Linked DNA regions of Homo sapiens: region 2 is linked to region 1. Evidence: read pairs that join two places in POLR2A ChIA-PET (ENCODE). Cell type or tissue: A673. All regions are shown on one strand. Each heading gives the region's core, and the rest is flanking DNA. Links, peaks and the distances in the headings are about the cores only.

What was found. Peaks named below come from ENCODE experiments on the same cell type or tissue, not always from the same donor. Only the 100,000 strongest peaks of a DNase experiment are listed, where the experiment ranks them.
Region 2: POLR2A ChIA-PET joins it to region 1 with 7 read pairs; 3 of 35 experiments call an interaction of 5 or more read pairs at or near these places.

Annotation. Positions count from the first base shown.
Region 1 is chr17:81,273,233-81,279,896 of GRCh38, forward strand. It overlaps SLC38A10 (solute carrier family 38 member 10), which reads right to left. Exons shown (of 16, transcript NM_001037984.3): 7 at 3,799-3,901; 8 at 2,737-2,919. Among named protein-coding and RNA genes, the nearest start is that of SLC38A10, 19 kb to the right of the region's middle. In A673, for the core only: no CTCF peak of the experiment used is centred there; no DNase peak of the experiment used is centred there.
Region 2 is chr17:81,433,807-81,440,470 of GRCh38, forward strand. It overlaps BAHCC1 (BAH domain and coiled-coil containing 1), which reads left to right. Exons shown (of 28, transcript NM_001377448.1): 4 at 4,564-4,686. Among named protein-coding and RNA genes, the nearest start is that of MIR3186, 14 kb to the right of the region's middle. In A673, for the core only: no CTCF peak of the experiment used is centred there; no DNase peak of the experiment used is centred there; H3K27ac peaks cover 1,628 bases.

The DNA of each region.
Region 1 (6,664 bases), core at 755-5,754:
GGCCATTCATTCCGGAGGAGGCGGCAGAGCCAAGGACGGATGGCCTCAGACGCCACCTGCCCCAGGACCCCCAGCTGTGGTCTCTAGTACAGGACACAGGAGCCAGACCACCTGGCTCAAATCCTTGCTCTGCCACTCACCAGCCCCACCTGTGTGTCCCTAGGCAAGTGACTTCTCGGTGCCTCAGTTTCCTCATCTGTCAACAGAAGCATCTCCTCATCCAGCCGTGGTAAGGACCAAATAAGTTAACACACAGGACGGACTGGCCGTGATGACTCTCCCTGGGCTAGGAAACAACTGCAGAACTTTCTAGAACTAGTTTTGAAGCATGCCATTTTCAGAATGGACTTTTACATAGGATGGACTGTGGAAGACGGAGCCAGAAGTTCCTATCGGCCTCAGGGCGGTAATTTGTATACAGGCCATGGAGGTGGGGGGTTAGGTCCATCACACAAGAGTCCCGGTCCTAGAACTTTACCTATGACATAGACCCAGAGAAGGGGAGAGGGGACTTTAGCACGAAGACTGTCGTGAGATGGTTAGCCACGAGAGGTCAAGGGTGAAGGAGCAGTGCACCCAGGCCCCCGCAACAGGTGGAGAAGCAAGGAAGCAGAGCCCCTGCAGGCTTGTAGGGACCGTGGAGAAACGCTCACGGCACATGGGCCGAAGACAAGAAAGCAGGTGGCATGGCCGCAGCCGCACCTCCGGGAAAGGAGCAGCCACGGGCGCTGACGGAGGAAACAGCCAGGTCCACCTTGGGATGAAGGGGGTTGCGTAAGCTTTCCTACTTGAGTCACAATACATTTAACGCCATTGTCAATTTTTTAACAAGATAAAAATGGGTCACGTACAGAAATACAGATGCTGCTCAGGTACAAAACATCAAACACTGAAAGTTGGCCTGGCCAGATGCGCGGAGGGACCCCACGGCCATATGACGGGCTCTGGCCTTGCCTCCTCGATCCTGCCTCACCCGTGCCCAGGTGCCTGAACTCCGCAGAAGAGAGGAGCACCAGCACGTGGGGGAGGCACCCAGTCTTTGGTGCTTGGCCTCTGCTGCGAAGCCAGAGGCACGTGGCTGGTGGAAGTCTGCAGGAGGCTGTGGTGACCGCACACCTGGCCACATGGACAGTGAGCCAATGCTATCGTTCCCAAGGCCCAGGGAGACCCACCGCCCCCAATGTGGCTGCTGGACTCTCCCCTGGATTCTCTGAGACCACTCAACCCGCCTTGGCTGAAACAGTTCAAGAGGAACGTGTGCCTCTAGCCACCAGGAGTTCCAGCTGAAGGGACATACCAGGCTCACAGATCTCAGGCTGCGGGACAGAAGATGGATGGGCCACCGGGCAGAGCTCCCAAGGGGAGGCAGGAGGGGAACCTGGACGGGGCAGGGCTCCTCCAGCACTGCAGAGTGGCGTCTGCACCCCCATGCTCGGAGCGCAAGACAGCACAGCGGGCCTTTCATGGTTCACTCTGCCGCAAGGAGAGAACCAGGACAGCCCCACGCTCGGGGCGAAAGACAGCGCAGCGGGCCTTTCATGGTTCACTCTGCCACAAGGAGAGAACCAGGACAGCCCTCTGGTTTCAACTCCTACAGCTGAAAGTTTCTTAGAAAGAACTAAGTAGCTGCCTGGCCTACATGTGTTACAGTGAAAAAACCCAGCCTCACTTTTTATTTTTCTTTCTCTTTTAGACACAGGGTCTCACTTTGTAGCCCAGGCTGGAGTATGGTGGAGCGGTCATGGCCCACTGCAGCCTTGAACTCTTGGTTCAAGTGATCCTCCTGCCTCAGCCTCCCGAGTCACTAGGACTACAGGCATGCGCTGCCATGCGTGGCTAATTTTTGTTAATTTTTTGTAAAGATGGAGTCAAGTGATGTTGCCCAGGCTAGTTTCAAACTCCTGGGCTTAAGCAATCCTCCCACCTCGCCCTCCCAAAGTGCTGGGATTACAGGTGTGAGCCACCATATCCAGCCTATTTTTAAAATGTGTTTAAAGACAGGGTCTTGCTCTGTTGCCCCAGCTGGAGTGTAGTGATGCATTCACACTCAGCCTCAACCTCCTGGACTCACACAACCTCGCCTCAGCCTCCTGAGGAGCTGGGACCACAGGCACCACCAATATGGCCTACATCAAACTCAGCCTCTCTTATGGTTCAAAAATCTGCTATATTGTTAAAATTTTTCAAAGTTACACAAAAGTCAAGAGAACTGTGCAGTGGGCCGGGCGCGGTGGCTCACGCCTGTAATCCCAGCACTTTGGGAGGCCGAGACGGGCGGATCACGAGGTCAGGAGATCGAGACCATCCTGGCTAACACGGTGAAACCCCATCTCTACTAAAAATACAAAAATTAGCCGGGCATGGTGGCGCGCGCCTGTAGTCCCAGCTACACGGGAGGCTGAGGCAGGAGAATGGCGTGAACCCGGGAGGCGGAGCTTGCAGTGAGTCGAGATCGCGCCACTGCACTCCAGCCTGGGCGACAGAGCGAAACTCCGTCTCAAAAAAAAAGAGAACTGTGCAGTGAACGCCATGTGCCCATCTCCAGACTCTGGCCATTATCAGCTCCTGCCCATCAATCTGGTTCCTCTAGGCTCCCCCAACTTCCGCCCTCCCGGGACTCCTCTGACGCAAATCCCCACTTTCCTGCTATATCTCTGGTTCGGGACAGCTGGGGGCTTATGGGAAGCGAGCCTGACCTGTGCTATTACGATCCGGAGAGTGCCCCGAGGGTCTTACCTGCTGCTCACACAGCAGCGTGCTCAGGGCCTGCCTGCATGGCAGGATCATCATGGGGAAGCCCACAGCCACTGACATCATGAAGCCCACACGGAGCATCTCCGTCACCAGGTTGGAGGGAAAGTGCATGAGCACGTTGCCGGCCGTGGCCTCGGTGAAGCTGACGTAGCCGAAAAACCCCACCTGTTGGAGAATAAGAAATGGCAACGTGGCAGACAGACATCCTAGCCGAGTGGCACCTGTCACAGTGGGCAGGGCATGGGGGGGACCTGTGCCCTGCCCCCCAGAATGGCCTTCAATCCACTTCATAATGAAGCTTCTGCAAGAGATGGCCTTCCAGGGGCAAGGCACCATTTCGCCTCCTCCTTCTAAAAATCTCTAGTTTCTGTAAGAACATGCCCATTTCTTTCTTTTTCTTTCTTTTTTTTTTTTTTTGAGACGGGGTCTCCCTCTGTAGACCAGGCTGGAGTGCAGTGGTGCGATCTTGGCCTCGGCGTACCTCTGCCTCCCCGGTCCTGGTTCAAGCAATTCTCCTGCCTCAGCCTCCCGAGTAGCCGGGTTTACATGCACGTGCCACCATGCCCAGCTAATTTTTGTATTTTTAGTAGAGACAGGGTTTCACCATGTTGGCCAGGCTGGTCTTGAACTCCTGACCTCATGATCTGCCCACCTCGGTCTCCCAAAGTGCTGGGATTACAGGTGTGAGCAACGGCGCCCGGCCGGAACATGCCCATTTCTACAGAGAATTAACAGAGGTCTTGGAGAGAGAGTAAGAGTGGCTCGGATAAAGGGTTCTGGGAGCAGCCCTGGTGCCCAGCTCCTCAGGTCAGGAGAGCTTCCTGGCCCAGGGTGGACCCAGGCTCACAGGGCTGGTCCTGGAATGATGGAAGCTGATGGAGCTGCCCCAGGTCCCCGCGCAGCCTCCAGACACTGGGATGGGAACAGAGAGAAAAACCCAGCAGCACACAGGGCCAGGGCCATGCCTGTGGCAGTCCCACGGGGCACCACGGCACATCATGCTGGCATGACACAGGGGCGGAGAGGGCGTGGCAAGGCTCTTACCATGACGTAGAAGGTGGTGACCACATTAAGGGAGGAAGCAAATATGGAGCTCATGGTTTTCACTGACGGCTCATCCAGGCTGTCGTAGGTGGGCAGCACCTGGCTGTATAGAAACAGGCCATTTCACAGCGGACCTGAGAGAGGCACGCCCTCCCCAGCGGCTCCACTTCTAGGACCTCTCTGCAGCCCAGTGAGAGTCTCTGACCTTCCTTCATGCAACATTCTCTGCACACTGGAAGTCCCAGCGCTGAGGCCAGGACTTGGTGTTGCTGAGGACAGGAGCGTTGCAGCAGCCCCCACTCAGGACACCCCCCAGAGCGTGCACCATGCGAACATTCCCCAAGGCTACAGAACGACAGGCTGCTGCTCCACGCCAGGGAGCGGGTGCTGAGAGTCAAAGCAGCCAGTTTACAGGGCAAGCAGCCGGAGGAGGCTGCTCAGAGAATCGCTGTCAAGAGGAGGGAAAGTTAAACAAACACACCCTGGCCTGGGCGGCCGGCCCATCTCGGCGCCTCCATCTCGGCGCCTCCGCACAGGCATGATCAGAGTCGGCACAGACAAGGAGGCGGCCTGGGGCGCGATTCCCCACTGCAGCCTCTCACTTGTGTGATGAGAAAACTGGCTTCGGTCCCACAGCCTGGTGCCAGGAGTGTGGTGCTGCTAGGGGTGGGAGGGACCCAAGCCACCAGCCAGGCAAGGACATGACAGCCCTGCACAGGCAGCAGACGCATCCGAGGGACCTGCACAGGGACCTGGGCCTCTGGAAAGGGGTGGGCGAGACGACAAGGGAGAGGCTGGGGCCATGGAGCATCTGTGTGCAGCCGGGGAGAAGGGAGTTGGGCCAGGCACACGCCAGAGCACAGGTGAGAGCTGCTCTGCCATGGGGCTGAACGAGGACTCTGGAGTGGGAGTCCAGGGGGGTGCTCCTAGGGTGTCCAGGTGGCCATGGCCATGGCTGTCCCAGGGCAGGGGCTCAAGGGCACAAAGGAAGCTAGGTGGGCCGGGGGAGGGCGGGATGCAGAAAGCCAGCAGCCAGTAAATGGACCAGCACAGCGGCCAGCGGAGCCAAATCCCAAACCGCCTTGAAGAAAGTGAAAGAAAACACAGGACATCACCAGCACAGCGGCCAGCGGAGCCAAATCCCAAACCGCCTTGAAGAAAGTGAAAGAAAACACAGGACATCCTGACTTTATTAAAAAGCAAACCAGGCCAGGCACAGCGGCTGACACCCAAATACCAGCACTTTGGGAGGCCGAGGCAGGAGGATCACTGGAGCCCGGGAGGTCGAGGCTACAGTGAGCTGTGATCGCATCACTGCACTCCAGCTTGGGTGACACAGCAGGACCCCATCTCCAAAAAAAAGAAAACCCAGCAGACTGACAAGTGAGAAGGTCCTGCCAGCAGCTGCTGGTGTCCCGTTGCCCAGGTCCTAGCACACCATCCCATCAGGCCGCCCTCAGCATGGAGTGCCATCAGCAGCAGTCAGGGGACCCCGCAGGACATGAGCCTTCCCCTCGGCCCAGGCTAGAAGGGAGCTAAGTGGCCAACGCCTGTGCACACAGCCCCAGGAGGCTGGCAGAGAATCAGGAGAAACACCCAAGAGGTCTCCACGGCCCTAGACCCACAGCTACAGAAGAAGGCCATGTTGCGGCATGAACTTCCCAGTGCTAAACTGTCCTCTCGCCACAGCTGAGTCCACACCAGGGAGTCTTGGCTTGAGGGGACCAGCGTTGGTGCCCCATGACACGTGCTTACCCCCAGCCCCCAATACACCCTGTGGGGAGTGACCCCCAAGGAAGCCACGGACACTGTGGGAAGGGGTGTCCCACGCACACGGGGTGGCCAGGGTGGAAGGCCAAGCCCCAGGCTCCTCTCCAATCCTGACCACCTACCCCAGGGACCCCCGGGATCATCCCTGGAAAGAAACAAGGTAGGAGCCACAAAACCTCCTGGCCACCTGCAAAGGAGCTCCACAGATGGGGGACATGCTGAGCGCTGGCCCATGGCCCCAGACGGAGCATCCCTGGCCCGCCCACCTTGCAAGGCAGCCTCTGAGCCTCAGGGCCTACCAGAGTCAAATGGAGCCATCCACATGCAGCTCTTGGGTGTGTGCCCCTCTGCCCTACTGTGAGGATGGGGACCCTGGTCTCCAGATAGACCCTGACCTCCAGGGCCTCCTGGGCTCAGTGCTGCCCGGCTGCTTCTCTGGGCCTAGGACAACCATTCTGCATAACCAGGTATGCATTTACCAAAAACGGCCAGATAGTGAAGGCACAAGGGAGACCTGGCCCCAGCTGGCATCCAGGCCAATCACACAGGCAGGGGGCGCGGCCCGCCACCCAACAGGGACAGGCACTCTGGTGCAGTGACGCTGTGGGAGGGAAGAGATGTCTCTGCTCTCAGAAAACATTCCTGGGTTCAGAGGTGGGGAGGTCAGCACGGCGGCCGGCACAGGGGTGGGGAGGTCAGCGCAGCGGCCAGCACAAGGAGGGATGTCCCTGCTGGGGAGAATGTCAGGTGAATCCGTGGGCCTGCACATCCTCAGGGCGGGACAGAAGGAAAGCTGCACTTGTTGAGCCGCACGCTCCAGCGCTTCAACCCAGCACCTGACTCCGGAACCAGACCCGAACGAGGTGCACCGGCTGCTACGTGGCCACCACCAAAAAGCCCCAGCTGCAGATTTATTTCTAAATATGCAAACACGCAGACACAAAGGGCAACTGGTAACTAGGTACGTGGCGGAAGAATGCGGCTTCTGTCACCGATCATAATGGGATATTAAACAGCAAGACTGGGGCGCGTTCTGGTGGAGATGGAGCTGCCAAGAGAGACGCTAAGTGGGAAATGACGATTTGGATCTCGCATG
Region 2 (6,664 bases), core at 593-5,592, 160 kb after region 1:
CATGCGGACAGGGTTTCAGAATCTGTGTCAGCCCAGCACTCGGGGCCTGGCGGTCATCGGGTAGACCCGTGCACTGCACCTGAAACCCACTGACACCCTGAGTGACGGGGGTGTCCCGTGAAGAGCCAGTGCTGAGTTGCGGGCGGGTGGAGGCCAGGCTGAGCCTCGTGCGTGTGGCTGCACGGCAGGGACGTCCTGCGTGACAGGGACGATGTGCAGAACCTCAAGAGGAGCAGGGACCACTTGCCAGGCCAGGGGTCTCCCGGGACTCCCCTGGGGTCACTGTGGGGGGAGTAACAGGGGATCTGGCAGAGTTGGCAGGAGGTGGGGGAGGGGTGTCTGCTTCTGAGCCAGGAGGATGGGCCCTCGCTGGACAGTGGGTATTTGAGACAGTGCCCACAGCCTCCCACGTTCCCCAGGGCCTCCCAGGCTGGCTGCCCACGTGCACATTCCAGGCTCGGGGCCACGCCCAGCTGACTGCATGACCCACTGCCCGCCCAGCCAGGCGCATGTGGGAGCCGAGGTGGTACTGCAGTGGGAGACAGGTCGAGGCTCAGCCGTGGGAGGCCAGCGTGGCAGACCTTCCCCCAGGGAGGAGGCACTGCCGTTTGTCAGGATGGTGGGGTGTCCGCTGTAGAAGGTTTTGTCCTCAAAGGCGTGCGGGCTGGGGCAGGGCGCTCGAGGTGTGCTTCAGCACCCCCAGAAGTTTGCTGAGCCTGCAGCATCCTGGCCCTGAGCTCTGTGGCCCCAAGTGGGGCTTCCTGGGTGACCCTGCAGTGGGAAGTCCCCTGACCCCCCAGGTGATCTTGGTCCTTCTGCTGGCTGGCGTCCCTCCCTCCTAGACCTGGCCGTGAAGATACCCCAAGTTCAGCATCCTGAGAGACCCAGGAGCAGCCCCTGGTTTTCCACGGCAGGGATGCTCCCTGGAAGGGCAGCCTGGGGGGTGGGTTGTGGCCACCTCCCCAGATCTGGCAAGAGGAGGAAGGCGCAGGGCTGGCCTGGAGAGGGCAGGGCCTCGACGTGCGGGGCTGTTGGGAAAATGTGCTGTGTCAGAACGCAGGAGGGATGAGGGGGATGAGGTACCTGGAGTGGGGGTGCCCGTCAGGCAGCCAGGGCTGGTGCACCCTGGGTGGGGGCTCCTCCTCCCTCCCCAGGGGTGAGAAGCCACCAGGCCTCCCTTCTCCAGGTGGGCAGGAGGAAAGGAAGGGTCCCCTCACCCCTGGCCGTCCCCAGCCCCCATTTCTCTGCACGGTGCCCTCCCACTCCTCTGTCCTTCAGCCCTGCCCCAGGGGCACCCCCGACCCCCACTGACTGCCCACTCTCTCTCCTCCTGCCCACACCACAGGCCTCCTACCTGCAACCCTTGACCTCCCCAGACGTGGTGAGCTCAGGCCTGGGGGTGGTTGGGAGGGGTCTGGGGGTGTGGCCATTGTGTCCCCCGCCCAGCCCACGCGTGGCCCCCTGGCTTTACTAACCCATCAGGTGCCTGTGGCTTTGAGCCTCTGTCTCCTGCAGTCTGTCCCATCACAGGACTGAGTTTGGAGTCTCCTGCCCACCGCAGTAGCAGGGGCAGGATGTGGGGACCTCGGTGCGACCCCCACTGCCCCCAGGGCTCTTCCCCACGCTCCACCAGGCTCCGAGGGCACCAGCAGCCTGTGTCCTGACCACCTCTCTGGCGGTTCGCTTAGCCCAGGGCTTGCCCTTGTCTGTTGGGGTGATCATAAAAGCTCCCGTCTCAAAGGGGTCTGGGAAGGGGAGGTTCTGGAGCCCCGACGTTCTAGCAGGAGCTTGCAGTTGAGGACCTCTGGCTCTGGGTTCATATGGCCCCAGACCCTGCTGGCTGAGCCCTCTTGGTCTCTGGCCCCGGAATGTCCCCTCCCTGCCATCTGGGGCCTCTACTGTCCCCCTGGAGCCCTCCCCAGGACCACCACCCCCACTCCTCAGTGGCAACCCCTTCCAGGATGCCTGTGTGTCCCCGGCCCGGCCGCAGCAGCCCTGCCTTCCCCCACTCCTCAGTGGCAGCCCCTTCCAGGATGCCTGTGTGTCCCCGGCCCAGCCACAGCAGCCCTGCCTTCTGGCTTCTGGCCTCAGAACAGCTGCTCTGATTCATAAAAATCATTTTTAAATTTTCTTTCTCAGTTTTGAGAGTATGGTCTTATTGGGAAAAAGAAAGGGGCTTTCTGTCGCTGGGCTGGGAGGACCTTTTCCCTTCCTTTCTCTGCCCCCTGCCCAAAGATGACCCCACCCTGCCGACTGGGCCTCTCCGGCACCCAGCCCCTCCCTCTCTGCTCCCCGCCCCTCCATCCCATCTCCCCACTCCCTCCTCCTTCCCTGGCTCCCTAACTTCCCCTCTGGGTCCTCAGAGGTGGGGACCCAAGCAGGCAAGGATGGGGGCACCAGCCAGGCCTTTGGTCTTCGGGCCCTGGCCAGTGCTGCCCTGCTCACCAGCCCAGGGGCCACCAGCCAAGGCCCAGCAGCTGAGGGACACGCATAGCTGCCCACCCGCAGCTGCCCCCAGAGGGGACCGGCGGGAAGGAGCCCACTCCTCTGCCAGCTGACTGCCTGCTCCCCGCAGAGAGCGGATGGGCTGGAGGCCTGGACCTCTGGAGGGGGGACCGGGGCTCCGTGCCTGGGAAACGGTGTCTGGGAAGGAGGAATTTACAGACTTCTGTTTACCAAAATGAGGCCTCGTAAAACATTTAACAGCAGCCAATTAAAGGGGGACAGCTGTGGAGGTTTAACAGTACCCCCCAAGGCCCTGCCCCTTGCCCTGCCACTCCCCTACCCCCGCCCCAGGTCGCTCCCACCCCGTCCCTCTCAGCTTTGGTCGAATCTTCCAGGATTGGAGTTTAATCTGGTAAACAGCTGCTCCAGATGCAGCTCCCACACAGACCAGGCCAGTCGGCCAGGCTCGAGCCTCAGCCCCGTGTCCTCAGCTGGAGGGCAGCTGCAGGGCTGCACCAGGGCCAGGGCGCCCTCCCCAGGTTCCCAGACTTGGCCTGGGATGTGCGGCCTCACAGGGAGATGGGGCTTCACCCTGTCAAGCAGGCCTCCGTGTCGCAGGACTTCCCAGGGCCTTCCCTGTGCTCACGCCCTACACGACTCCAAATGGGACGTGTGTGGGGTGCATTCTTGGAGCTGGTGACCCAGAGCTTGGGTTTCCTGGAGCATCTCCTGGGGCTCAAGCTCCACAGATTTCCCTGGGATCCACTGAGCCAGAGAGGATCGAACAGTGCCTGCCACTGCTGGGGGACCCACTGGGATTGCGGTGTGGGGTGCCCCAGTTGGACTAGGGGGCCTGTTTTCCAGGGAAGATTCAGAGCAGGAGTTTTAGAGGGTGAGGGCCCCCCGCCCTGCCCCGCCCAGCTGCGTTCATTCCGGCAGGTTGAAGCTGTGGGTTGCCTCAAACGTCTTCTCCTCAGGCCTACAGAAGGCTGCCAGACCCCCAACCACAGCCAGCCGCTCGGCCCTCACGTTCAGGCAGCTGCTAAGGCAGGCCGGCCGGCACTGGCACCACCTGCACTGCACGGAGGGCTGGGGCTGGGGCTGGGCGGGTCTGAGTCTCAGAGCTCTGCCAGTGGCCTGGGGTCTTGCTGGGGAACCAGAAGCCACACTCCTTGTGGCTGGTGTCCCTGGTGTCCAGCAGACATGCTCTCTGCAGCCCCTGGGCTGGGTTCTGGTGCCTGCAGGCCTCCCAGGCCATGCTCAGCCCTGTCCTGACCTGCCAGCTGTGCTTCATCCCTTGGGTGGGGGCAAGTGTGCCCCACACAGCCAGAGCTGTCCCAAGGCCCAGGGCCAGCCGCGTGGGTGGCTGGGTGTGGCTGGCTTTCCTGTGCTGGGCAGGGGCAGGCCGCTCAGAAATGTGGCTGCCTTGAGGGACAGACAGACCCCTTAGCCAAGAGAGGGGCCTGTCTGGCATGACTCGGAGTCACCGCCTGGGGTTTTGGGGCTGGGGCCTGTGCAAGGAACTCTTTGCCCCCGTCCCTTCCCCACCCTGTGCAGATCTCAGAGCCGGAAGAGGCCTGGCCATGGTGGGAACTCGGCGTCGGATGGACACACCTGTGACCTCCAGCCAGGGTCGGGGGAGGCTGGCCACACCCCAGCAGCACTGGCCCCTGGCCTGGGCTGTCCACTGGGCCCTGGGGCCTGCCTTGGGGAGGCCAAGTCCGGGCCTGGTTCTCCTTTGGCCAGGGCCTTGGCGCAGAGTCTGTCCACCGTGCCCCCTCCTCCCACAAAACCTCCCCAGAGTCCCTTTTGTTGCCCAGCCTGGGAGCTTCCGCGATCCTGAGTGCTGCTAGGAGGGAACAGAGGCCCCCTCGTCCGTCCTCCCCTCTCCCCAGCCCATCAGCAATTCAATTTGTGCCGCACCGGAGGGATGGCATTAGTGGAGTCAGAGTTAATATGATGTATTGATGGGTTGATTTCCCCCCGGCGGCTGCGTGCTGGGCTCTGCGGGACATCGCTCCTGGGCTGCCTGCCGGCTTCTTGCCTCCCTGGGGTCAGGGCGAGTGTGGGCCAGGGGGCTGGGAGTTGCCTCTGCAACTGGGTCTCTTGCTTCTCTAGCTCCGGGGTACCCCAGATTTTCGGGGAGTCTGGCATCCACCTTCCTACCCGTGAGCCACTTGGATCACCATGGAAACAGCAACGTTCTCTATGGGCAGCACCGTTTCTATGGAACCCAAAAAGGCAAGTGCAGCATGGGACCGGCGTGGGGAGCAGGCATGCTGGAGGTGGGGAGGGGGCGCAGGAGCTTCTGGGGCACAAGGGAAAGGCCAGCCTAGGTTAGCCCTCCCACCAGGTGTCATCGAGGCCAGGGTGGGGGCTAGAGGAGAGGGTGGGCCTGCCCCTCAGGATTTAAACCCAGGGGCCCAGGACCACCCCCAGGCGCAGGTTCAGTTCCCAGGTCACGCTGTCTCAAGACCTCTCACTGCTCAGGTGGGAGCAGCTGAGCTGGTGCCCACCTTCCTCATCACCCTAGCCCCACCGGCTTCCTCAGGACCTGGCCTTGCCCTGCAGCCCCCAGCAGCCCGGGGATGGTGGGGTGGCTCAGGAGGAGGATGCATCCTGTGGGGGCTGGAGGAAGCCCACAGAAGCCCGCACTTCCTGGCTTACACACCCGGTGGCCTCGGCTAGACCTGGGCTGCACGAGGCCCAGCCCCCAGCCCCCAGCCCCCCAGCCCCGTGTCCTGGTGGACAGAGGGGCTGCTCACCCCATTGGCAGCAGGCATCCCTGAAGAAGGGATGCAGACTTTGTCTTTGCTGAGAAGTCAGAGCCGGTGGGGCCTTGGGGAAGAGGAAGCTCAGGCCCAGCAGAGCCGAGTCCTGGTGCCAGCGAGTCCCCTCAGGGTACCGGAGAGGGCCTGGCTGGAGGTGGGATGGGTGTGGGTCCTTATCTCCAAGTTGGGTTTCCTCTGGTAGGGCGACATCTCATTTGCATTTTAAAAAGTTCTCCTTGGGGTGACACCAGGAGGCTGGAGCAGGAAGCCATCGGTTAGTTACCAGGTTCCAGTGAGAAGCGATACAGGTGTGGGGCCCCACAGGGGCCGGCATCGGTGATATCTAGGAGGGAGATTGGGGGCAGGGAGGGATAGAGGGGTCTAGGTGGCCCCCGGTTTCTGGCCTGGGCTATGGGAGGGTGCACCTGGGGAGCAGCAGTTGGACGGTGGGGTGAGTTCTGCTTCAGTGCAGAGGGGCTGGGGCGTCTCCCCAAGGGGATCCGAGAGGTGTCTGGACACACGGGGTGGGGTCAGTGGGGAGGGGTGGACTGGGAGGTTGTCCCGACTGTGGAGAGGGACGCCCAGGCTGTGGGGGATGAGAAGGGAGGTGGGGACAGATGGTTTCCGCACAGCTCCTGGGAGCCCGGGAGCCCAGGAGCCCTGGCGTTTAGGGCTGGAGCTCAGGGTGGGGGCAGAGGAGAGGCCCAGAAAGGCCCCCACAGGGCCTGGGAGGCGGACTAGACACCCTGAAGGGAACAGAGGGAGGGGACCCCAGTGAGCCTGTGCTCATGAGTGGCCATGATGACCCCAACTCTGAGTGTGAGCTGTGGGGTAGGGACCCGAGGCCAGTCTGCCCACCCTCTCTTGGCTGCCCCTCAGCCCCTTCTCCCCACCTCATACTCACTCCAGGACCTCTGTGTGGCCTGCACTTCCTCGCCTGCAGGAGCCCGAGATTTGCTAAGGCTCAGGAGGGCCTTGGCCTTGCCCTTGTCAGCCAGCTGCAGGGGAGCAGGCATGGGGGCCAGGAACTCACCACCAGCCCCACCCAGGGGATTCAGCTCTCACCCAGGACAGGCACCCAAACCGGTCTCCTCACCCCACACCCCAGCTCCTGTGGACGGGCTCTGCTGCCCAGAGGACAGCCCCGCAGGCCCCGTTCCCCTAGAACCGCGTCAGCCCCAGCGCGTGCAGTTATTTTGACAGTGTTTGTCAGGGGCGGGCAGGTGGCGGGTCCCAACCCCAGAAACCCAACCCCTCCACCAGCACAGGGGACTCCCTCTGGGCAGTGGGCCGGCCAGGCCTCTCGGCTTTCACAATATTTTGGTGGAGCTGTGTCCAAGAACAGTATTTGGTTTTGGAAATGGAGCTAATTAGGTTTCGCTGGGGCTAGCCCCTTCCCGCTCCCCTTCCCCCTTGTTTCTAATTAGCAGGAAATTGACAAGGAATTT